Linked DNA regions of Homo sapiens: region 1 is linked to region 2. Evidence: read pairs that join two places in POLR2A ChIA-PET (ENCODE). Cell type or tissue: Caco-2. All regions are shown on one strand. Links, peaks and the distances in the headings refer to the core of each region. The heading gives the core; the rest is flanking DNA.

What was found. Peaks named below come from ENCODE experiments on the same cell type or tissue, not always from the same donor. Only the 100,000 strongest peaks of a DNase experiment are listed, where the experiment ranks them.
Region 1: POLR2A ChIA-PET joins it to region 2 with 6 read pairs; 3 of 35 experiments call an interaction of 5 or more read pairs at or near these places.

Annotation. Positions count from the first base shown.
Region 1 is chr11:9,883,155-9,887,547 of GRCh38, forward strand. The region is part of intron 17 of SBF2 (SET binding factor 2); the gene reads right to left. All of the region lies in intron 1 of LOC101928008 (a long non-coding RNA gene), which reads left to right. Among named protein-coding and RNA genes, the nearest start is that of LINC02709, 130 kb to the left of the region's middle. In Caco-2, for the core only: no CTCF peak of the experiment used is centred there; no DNase peak of the experiment used is centred there.
Region 2 is chr11:9,763,585-9,767,977 of GRCh38, forward strand. The region is part of intron 1 of SBF2-AS1 (SBF2 antisense RNA 1); the gene reads left to right. Among named protein-coding and RNA genes, the nearest start is that of LINC02709, 6.2 kb to the left of the region's middle. RefSeq lists enhancers at 85-585, 1,494-2,317. In Caco-2, for the core only: no CTCF peak of the experiment used is centred there; a DNase peak (open chromatin) is centred at 2,057.

The DNA of each region.
Region 1 (4,393 bases), core at 139-4,138, 120 kb after region 2:
CAAAAAAGCTCCCTATTGATCACATATCTGGATTTTACAACCTGGCATCAAAGATCTGCATAATAATGGCAATATTAGCTAAGATGTCAATAGCACTTACTATGTACCAGTATTTCTACCATCTATTGCTGTGTGGAAAAAAAAAACAGCCAAAACTTAGTGGCTTAAAAACAACCACTGTATTTTTTTATTTTAAATTGATTAAAATAAATTTATACCCAGGACATAGCAGAGGACTGCAGGTGCCTCCTCCAGCTCTGTCCCCCAAAACAACCATTTTATTACCTCTCACTAGTCTATGGATTGACTGATGGTTAAGGGAATAGGTTCTGAAATCAGACTAACTCTCAAGGTTATGATTGTGAGGATTAAATCCTCACGTGTGTATGTGAAGTGTTTAGCATAGTATCTGGTACCTAGGAAGTGTTCAGTCAATGCTGGGCATCATTATTATTATATTTTATGAGTTATTTTTCCTAAACTCAATGATAATAAATCACAAGTTCCTCAAAGGCAGAGGCTAGGTCTTCGATGTTGAGGTTCCTCATTTAGACTACCAAAGGGTTCTTAACACAAGAAAGAGCTGAATAAATACTTTTGATTTGAATCAACAGGTGTGATAAATTAAAAATAAGTATCCCTCATTTTTCATTAAGCTTTTAGAACCCTAAACTTACAGACCTGAAAAAAAGGGGCCCTAAGTTATTTTTTGGAGGCTAGAATCTCCAAGCACTCCCCCACGCCAGCCTGGAGAGTACTGTCTTTATAACCAGTGTCTACTGGTGAAGTATGACATTAAGCTGTATTAGACATCATCAGCATTTACACAGAAGTGAATGACAGACTCTTAGGGTTCTGAGACTCTTGAATACTTCTGGAATTTTTAAGACACTGATGGCTTCAGCCCCAGAGATTTTGTTTTCAACTACCCTTTGATGGAGGCTTTGCATCTGTTGTCTTTAAAAGCACTCCAGGTGATTCTAATGTGCAGCAGAGTTAAGAATCATGGGTCCAGGTCAAAGGATTAGAGCCCATATTGAGCAATAACAGATCTGAAATCAGGAGACCTGGGCTCTTGTATTGAATACTGGATCATCAATTCAATTCAAGAAACTGTTTTTGTGAAATGCTCTATGCTAGATACCATAACATGAAGAATGAGGAGCCAATAATCTGGACCTTTAGTTTTTGAGTCTGATCATTTAAAGATGGGAGTGGTTTTCCTACTTTTAAAAAAAATGTGGTTTTAGCTTTTAAAAATGAAATCTTACATATAAGTTCAATATATGTAAAAGAAACAAAAGGAAAGCAGGTTGGCATTAGGAATTCCTACTATACTGCATTAGCCTTCCCCCTGCTTTTCTCCATTGGAAGCTGACTCTAACTGCATTTTCCTCCTACAGTTTTGGTGGCGTACTTTCTCCTTATCCTAAGGTTGCAAATTTCACTTTTCTTGGAGCACAACGGAAGAGAAGTCAAGCATTTGCCACAGAGCTGTGGGTGCACAAAATACTCATGCTGACTAGAACCTTGGCTCAGAAGAGTCCCTATCTGCTCAAGTCTTATGGGAGGCACTGTAGTTTGTACCATTTCTGACTTTCTGCTTAGACTCTCCCATGTGTTTTCTGGGCTAAATTAGTCACTCTTCTCCAATTGTTCCAAGTAATATTCTGGGAAAGGAAAACCTAACAAAATAACTTAAATATTCAATCATGTAAACACATTCTCAACATTTCATGGAAACAATCTAAGGCAGTAAATCCATAAACCAAAGAAAGCTTTCTGGGACCTAGACATTCAAATAGTGTAATTATGGCCTGGCATGGTGGCTCACGCCTGTAATCTCAGCACTTTGGGAGACTGAGGCGGACGGATCACTTGAGGTCAGGAGTTCGAGACTAGCCTGGCCAACATGGTAAAACCCTGTCTCTACTAAAAATACAAAAATTAGCTGAGCGTGGTGGTAGGCGCCTATAATCCCAGCTACTCAGGAAGCTGAGGCAGGAGAATCACTTGAACCCGGGAGGCGGAGGCTGCAGTGAGCTCAGATTGCACCACTGCACTCTGGCCTGGGGGATAGGGTGAAACTTTTCCTCCAAAAAAAAAAAAAAAAAAAAAAAAACCCCACCCCCCCAAAAAAAACCCAGTGTAATTACTTCCCATTATTGAACATGATGTCAATACTCTTCAGTGGCTCATGACGAACTCTTCATTGTATTATTTGAAAATTTAAAAATATTATTAAAAACTTAAATCTATATTGTCTAATACTTTCTTCCAACCCTCACGTTGCCCACGAACAAAACTCTTTCAAGTCTAGGTCTGTATACTTCACGATCTTTTCTTCTTCAAGTTTTACAAGACATAAGACAGTGGGTAGAAACAGCAATAATCTTACTGGTTCTGAGAAAAATCACAGTAGACATTAAAGCTTGCTAGTTCCTTTTTTGGTTTAGTGGGGACACTTTATATTATATTCTATACATGGTGATAGCAAAGTAAGAAGAGGTATACTTTTGGAAGAAATCTATTTTTTTTCTGGAAGATGAAAAATTTCAATAAAAATTTTTACGTTTTTATTAAGTTATTCTGTTGTAAAAATTTTATTTTTAAATGTGTATGTCAGGAATTATTTGATGGTCCTGGAATCCTCCTGCAATAGGGTCCAGGATGATTGTTTCCAAGGCAGAAACAGAATTGAAACAGACTCACACAGGACAACCTCCGTAGCGTTGCCCCCCAATCTTCTGGCATGACTTTCTAGGAGATGGGATGCGTTCTCCCTTCAGTACGATCTTGGCCTTCACCTCCTACTGTCTCAGAATTAGAAGAGAGGGCATTGTTCCTTTTGTCAAACACATGGTCCCTTTACCTGTTTGTGGGAGGTGTTACAATCTTCTAAAAAGAAAATGTACTTGGAGGGGCCAACAGAAATAATCAAATTCCATGCTACTGTAGAATAAATTAGAGGCTGGCTCAGTCATAATTATGTTTCCTTTCTCACTGTTTTCTTGCAAAATAAATGATCAATTGATTTTTAATGGCACTACATAACCTACTAAAGACTGCTCAAATTAGCAACTTTCTTTTAACTTCTATTCCAAAGTAGAAATTCTGCAACTTCACCTGATCTTCACATGATTCTCCTGTGCTGTCTCATTCTTTAGCTTTTCTTCATTTTGTTATTCCATAGATTTTTTTTCCATGTTTCTGACCTCTATTCTTTTTTTTCTCTTCTTCCAACAGAGTTCTGTAATCATCTCTCTGTAGAAGCCTCTTGTATTTATATTTGTAGCTGGACTTATCTTTCAAGTTAAAATTCTGCAATTTTCCTTGTTTTCTGGACAGATCCACATAGAAGTCCAAGCTACGGGTAGCCTGTAGTTCTTTGGTTTTAGTTTTATTATTAATAATTAGGAAATCTTTAAAAAGTGGATTTCTGCCTCTTTTTTTTTGAGACGAAGTCTCGCTCTGGAGTGCAGTAGCACCATCGTGTTCCTTCTGCCTCCATTTCCAGTCACAATTCCCAGTAAGTGATTCATGTGTTTTTTTTTTGCCTATAATATTTATGTCATCTCATACTTCACCCACTCTTTATCTCATTCCCACCTGCAAGATAAATGCTCATTTATCATTCATGGGCACACATGTCACAATTTTTGGGGGCTGTTCCTCCTTGGGTCACCAGGAACTAATGTATTCTTACAGTACTTAGATTGTATCTGTTTTAGAATACACATGCTATAATTTGTTTGACTAATCTATCTTCTCTGTAAGCGTGTGTATTTAAGGTTGGAGATTTTGACTTGTTGGCTTTTGTAGTCCTAATACTCAGGACGTGGTAGCATAGGACATCAATGTCTACTGAACTGAACTGTACTATATTTCTTTTGGAGTAGACAAAGAAATAGTCTTAGTAGGCTGCCTCATTTTTCTGAAGAATGAACAAAAGGGTCCAAACCTTTTTTTCATCATATAAAAAAAAATTGTCCATCACATGAAAAAAGTTAATTATCATTCAAAAAAAGTTGATAAGTTCAGAAAAATATTTCATAAAATTAAAAATTAGTAATTATTATAAAAATAAATTTAATAAGATTAAAAATACTGTTAATTATTCACTGAAGAACACAATAAGTGTTCTAGAGCTTCTGAGTAAATTGCCCCAGTTTCCTTCTATCACTAGTTTAAATAGTATATATAAACTAATCTTAATAAAGAACATTAGTTCTAAACTAATTATAATAATTCATAGTTTCTCAGAAGCAGAAGTTTTTCAGGAGCAGTAGGATAGAGGAACAGTTTTTCAAAACTAGAAAGGAAAAGTGGGAGAAGCCAGGAGAGGTTGTGCTGAAAGGGAAGAGGAGGAGGAGGAATGCTAAACTGTCTTAAA
Region 2 (4,393 bases), core at 289-4,288:
AGAAATACATTTCTGTTGATTATAAGCCACCCAGTCTGTGGATGTCCTGTTGTAGCAGCTCAGACTGACTAAGACAGATGGTTGAATTACATTGAGAAATGGACAGTTGGATGATGGCTGTTTAGATTGGTGGATGTGTGAATTTTAGGTTACTGGATGGACAGCAAATGGAGGGATGAACAGCTTGATACCTTATAGAAGTGGTGCCTCAAAGTCACTTGGAAACTTTGTTACACACAGACTGCTGGACCCTACTGCCAGAGTTTTCGATTTGATAGATCTGTGGTGGGGCCTCAGAGTTTGCATTTCCAACAAGTTTCTAGGTAATGCTGATACTCCTAGTCTAGAGGCCGTCCTCTGAGAACCACTGCCCTGTGGTATGCCTGGAAGTGTCCCATGCCAGTAGAGCCAAAATGGCCTTGCCAAGCTGGAATGGAGGAATCTGGGGACCCTGGACTTAGGGATGTCATCCAGCAGGGCTCCAGGCATCCTGTCACTGGCAATGGGCTTAATGTCCACAATAGGCCTAGAGGCCCATGGCTCTTCTTCCAGGGATGTAGCACCCTTGTTTAGGACATCATGGCCCACCATGGTCTGTCCAGTCATCTCTAACCCCTGCCATCCTCAACTAGGGTTGAATAAGATCCATAAGGTACATGTACTTGGCCATCCAAGGGCGCTGGCCTTGGCTGTGGGGCATATAGAGCACTCAGAGGCAGTGCCACAGCCAGCCTAGTGCCCAGGAGCCAGCTTCAAAGGATTAGAGATGTTCCCTCTGAGCCCTACCCTGCTGAGGGGCCCTGGCAAGCCCTCCTGGTTTGTCAAAAACACTTTTATGTTTGTTGTCCCTGTTTTCTCAGGCATTGTCAACCTCTCATCTGAACAGGATTCTGCTTATCAACATTTAAACATGCTTGAATCTCACTTACCTTAAAAAACAACAAAAGCCCCTTTCTTTGACTCCATGTCTTACTGCAGCTACTGCCCCACCCTCCTCTCAACCATGGTCAAACATCTCCAGAGCACTGTCTCTTTCCTCACACCTCACATGCCTCCTGTCCATGACAGCCTGGCCTCTACCTGCCTCACTTCACCGAAACAGCACTCCCTAAAATCACTGGTGAGGTGACCTTCAGGACACTAAATCCAAAGTGCATTTTTCATTCTACTCTTCTTTTAGATTTTCCAGCAGCATCCAAACATTCTCTTGCTTCTGGAAACACTCTTCTCCATTCATTGCAAGGCACAACAATGCTCTTTCTCTGTTCACCCTCTATTCCAGGTTTATCCTCCTTTACCTGGCCATTGAATATTAGTGTCCTTAAGACACAGGCTGGGCTCTTTTCTTACTTAATACTCTTCCTTCTTGGCAGTTTTATCCATGTCCTCAAGCTACCATCTACTTTTCTCCCTCCCAAATAAGTATCTTCAGCTTATTCACCTCTTGATATCCAAGTGCTCAGCCTCTTCACTGGGACATCTCAAAGGCACCTCAGCCTCTAACTAAGGCCAAACAGGATATTTTCCCCTCCTCCACCCAACCCTGGTCATCCTTTGGTGTTCACCATCTCAGGGAAAGATACCACCATCCGTTCAGCTGGGTAACTCAGAAACCTAGCAGGTCCTTTGACACCTGTGTCCCCCAGTCTTCATGGCCAAACCACCACCAGTATCTCTCCGTTTTCCTAAGTACCTCTTGAGTCTACAGTTTTCGTCATCTTCACTATCCCATCCTAGTCCAAACCATCTCTTCTCTGAACCATGACAGTTACCTCTGAAGTGGTCTCTCCACTGCCCCTCTTGTGTCCCTCCAACCCATTCTCCATGTTGCAGCCACTCTGCACGTGGGTTCCATCTGGCAGCTCAGAGATGGGGAGATGAATCGCCTGGGGGTAGGCCCTGCTCAGGGTCATGGCAGAGGCTGGGCCTCAGGCTTCCCTGCCCCACTCTCAGCCAGGGCCCTTTCCAGGACAGGAAGGCAGGCCCACACGTAGGCTGGAGGCCCCACTAGACACACAGCTCAGCCAGGCCTCCAGGGAATGGAGAAGAGGCTTTGAAATTTGCAGTATCAAGTTTCAGAAAACACAGGGTCAGGGTCAGCAGAGCAGCTGGTAGTGGGGAAGGCCAGGCCCAGCTAATTTCCTGTCAGAAGGGCCCAGAGGCTTCAGCCCCTCTCTGGGCTGGCCACAGGGGAGGAGATGCCGGGAATGGTTCACATTCTTCTGGCTGGGGCTGCACTGAACCTCAGGGGACCTGTGGGGAGTGAGGAGGTGGATCTGCTGAGGCCAGAGTTGGGGGCTTTCCGTAGGGACCAGGCATCTGTTGTTCAACTCTTAGGCTTGGATGAGGCCAGGGACTGCAGAGGAGATGCAAAAAGACCATTGCAGCTGTGGGAGCTGTAGGATAAATAAGCCTAACTTCATGTTTTACAGATGAGGAAATAGGCTCAGACAGGGCCAGATCCTCACCAGGATCCTGCATAGTATCTCATTCTAAGCCCTGAGCTCTCTGTTTCTAATTGCCCAGGTCTGGATTTCCTGGAAGGCCCAGCTATGGCTGAGCTGTGTGTCAGTGGGGGACATGCTGGCCTTGGCTCCTCCTGCTCACCTCCAGGCTAGGAGATGCACTTCTTAGGTGCTCTAGCTGTGGGGTGGGTGGCCACGGTATGGAGTGGGTATGAGAGGGCTAAGTTAGCTGTGGGCCCATCCCACCTCTCCTTGGAGTGCCCAAGCTCATTCTGCCCACAAAGAGAACTTTATGTCCTGGTCCAGTGTCTAAGAGGGTGAGGCAGTCCTGGCTTTGAATGGCCCTGTAAATGGCCTGGCCAGGCTGGGTGTGACGTAGAGGTCAGAGGTCCCCTGTACTCTTAATTCTGTGGTGCCAAGACTGGCCTGGTTGACCTGTCAGGACTGGGGAGAAGAGCACAGGATGCAGTTAGACAAGCCTGGGTTCAAATCCCAGTTCCATCAGGCACTGCTGTGTGGCCTTGGAGAAGGTCGTTTAACCTCCTGAAATCATGGACTCCTCGGCTGTTAAAATGGGGAGGGGCTACTTAACTTCTTTCTCTAAGCCCAGACGTGTGATCGGTGTGTGTGTATGTGACTTGGGGAACCCCTCCCGGATCCTGGAAGTGCTGCACATACCCTCACTACCAGCTGGGAAGCATATGCCTGCTCCTGAAGTCAGCACCAGGGCCTGGGTGCCCCCCACCTGGTCATCCTTTCTCTACTCCTGGCACTTGAGTCTGAGGCTGGGGCCATTCTTAGATGTCCCAGACATCAACCTGACAGTCTTCAAGTGCCCCTCTCCTCCTTTATCCCCTCTGTCTCCATCAGTTAGGCCCTACATCCTACAGATACCACCTCAGGCATGTCTCTGGAGCTCCCACGTCTATCCAGCCCAACTGCCTTCTCAGGTTGGGATAATTACAGCAGCTGCTCACTGGCCTGCCTCCCTCCCAGTCCCCCTTCGCCATCCTCACCAGGGAGATCTTTCTAAAATACATGTCACAAACCTGACTTAACTTCTTTTCCTTGCTCCTCGTGATTTCACCTTTGCCCAGTGATCTTATCCTTTAATACTCGGCCTAAATGTCATTTACTCAGGAAGTCCTCTCTTACCCCAAGGCTGGGCTATGAGCTCCTCCCATCTTTCTGCAGGCTCCTACTTGCTCTCACCCTATCATAGCTCTGGTTACACCAGAAATCATATCTTGGATAGTAGGTTATTTTATTTGGGGTCCAGAGTATCCAGGAGCAGGCATTAGCACAGAAGAAGCATCAATAAATGTATGTTGAATGAAAGAAAATGGACAGACAAGTGCATGGGAAGATGGACACACTGGTTTTGGGTGACCAGCTCATTCATAATAGGTTCCATCATACAGCTGTGAGGGGAGAGACTGAGATTTGGGAGAACATGTGCATGGTCAGGGCTTACCCTGACACCGCACATACTAAAATGCTGGGCAGGTAAATAATAACCAGTTGCCCCCCAACTGGTGAGTCTCAGCCTCCCAGTGTACCTCCTGCTCAGGTGAAGGCTAGTGATGGAGCCGTGGTAGACAAGCCCTATCCCCACCTGCTAAATTCAGCTGCCCTCAGGAAATATGCTGTTAAGAGATGACAGAGATGATATGGTTTGGCTGTGTCCCCGCCCAAATCTCATCTTGAATTGTAGTTCCTATAATGCCCACATGTCGTGGGAGGGACCCAGTGGGAGGTAATTTAATCATGGGGGCAGTTACCCTCATGCTGTTCTTGTGATCCTGAGTTCTCACGAGATCTGATGGTTTTACAAGGGGCTTTTCCCCCTTTTGCTCAGCACTTCTTGTTGTTGCCACCATGTGAAGAAGGACATGTTTGCTTTCCCTTCCACCATAATTGTAAGTTTC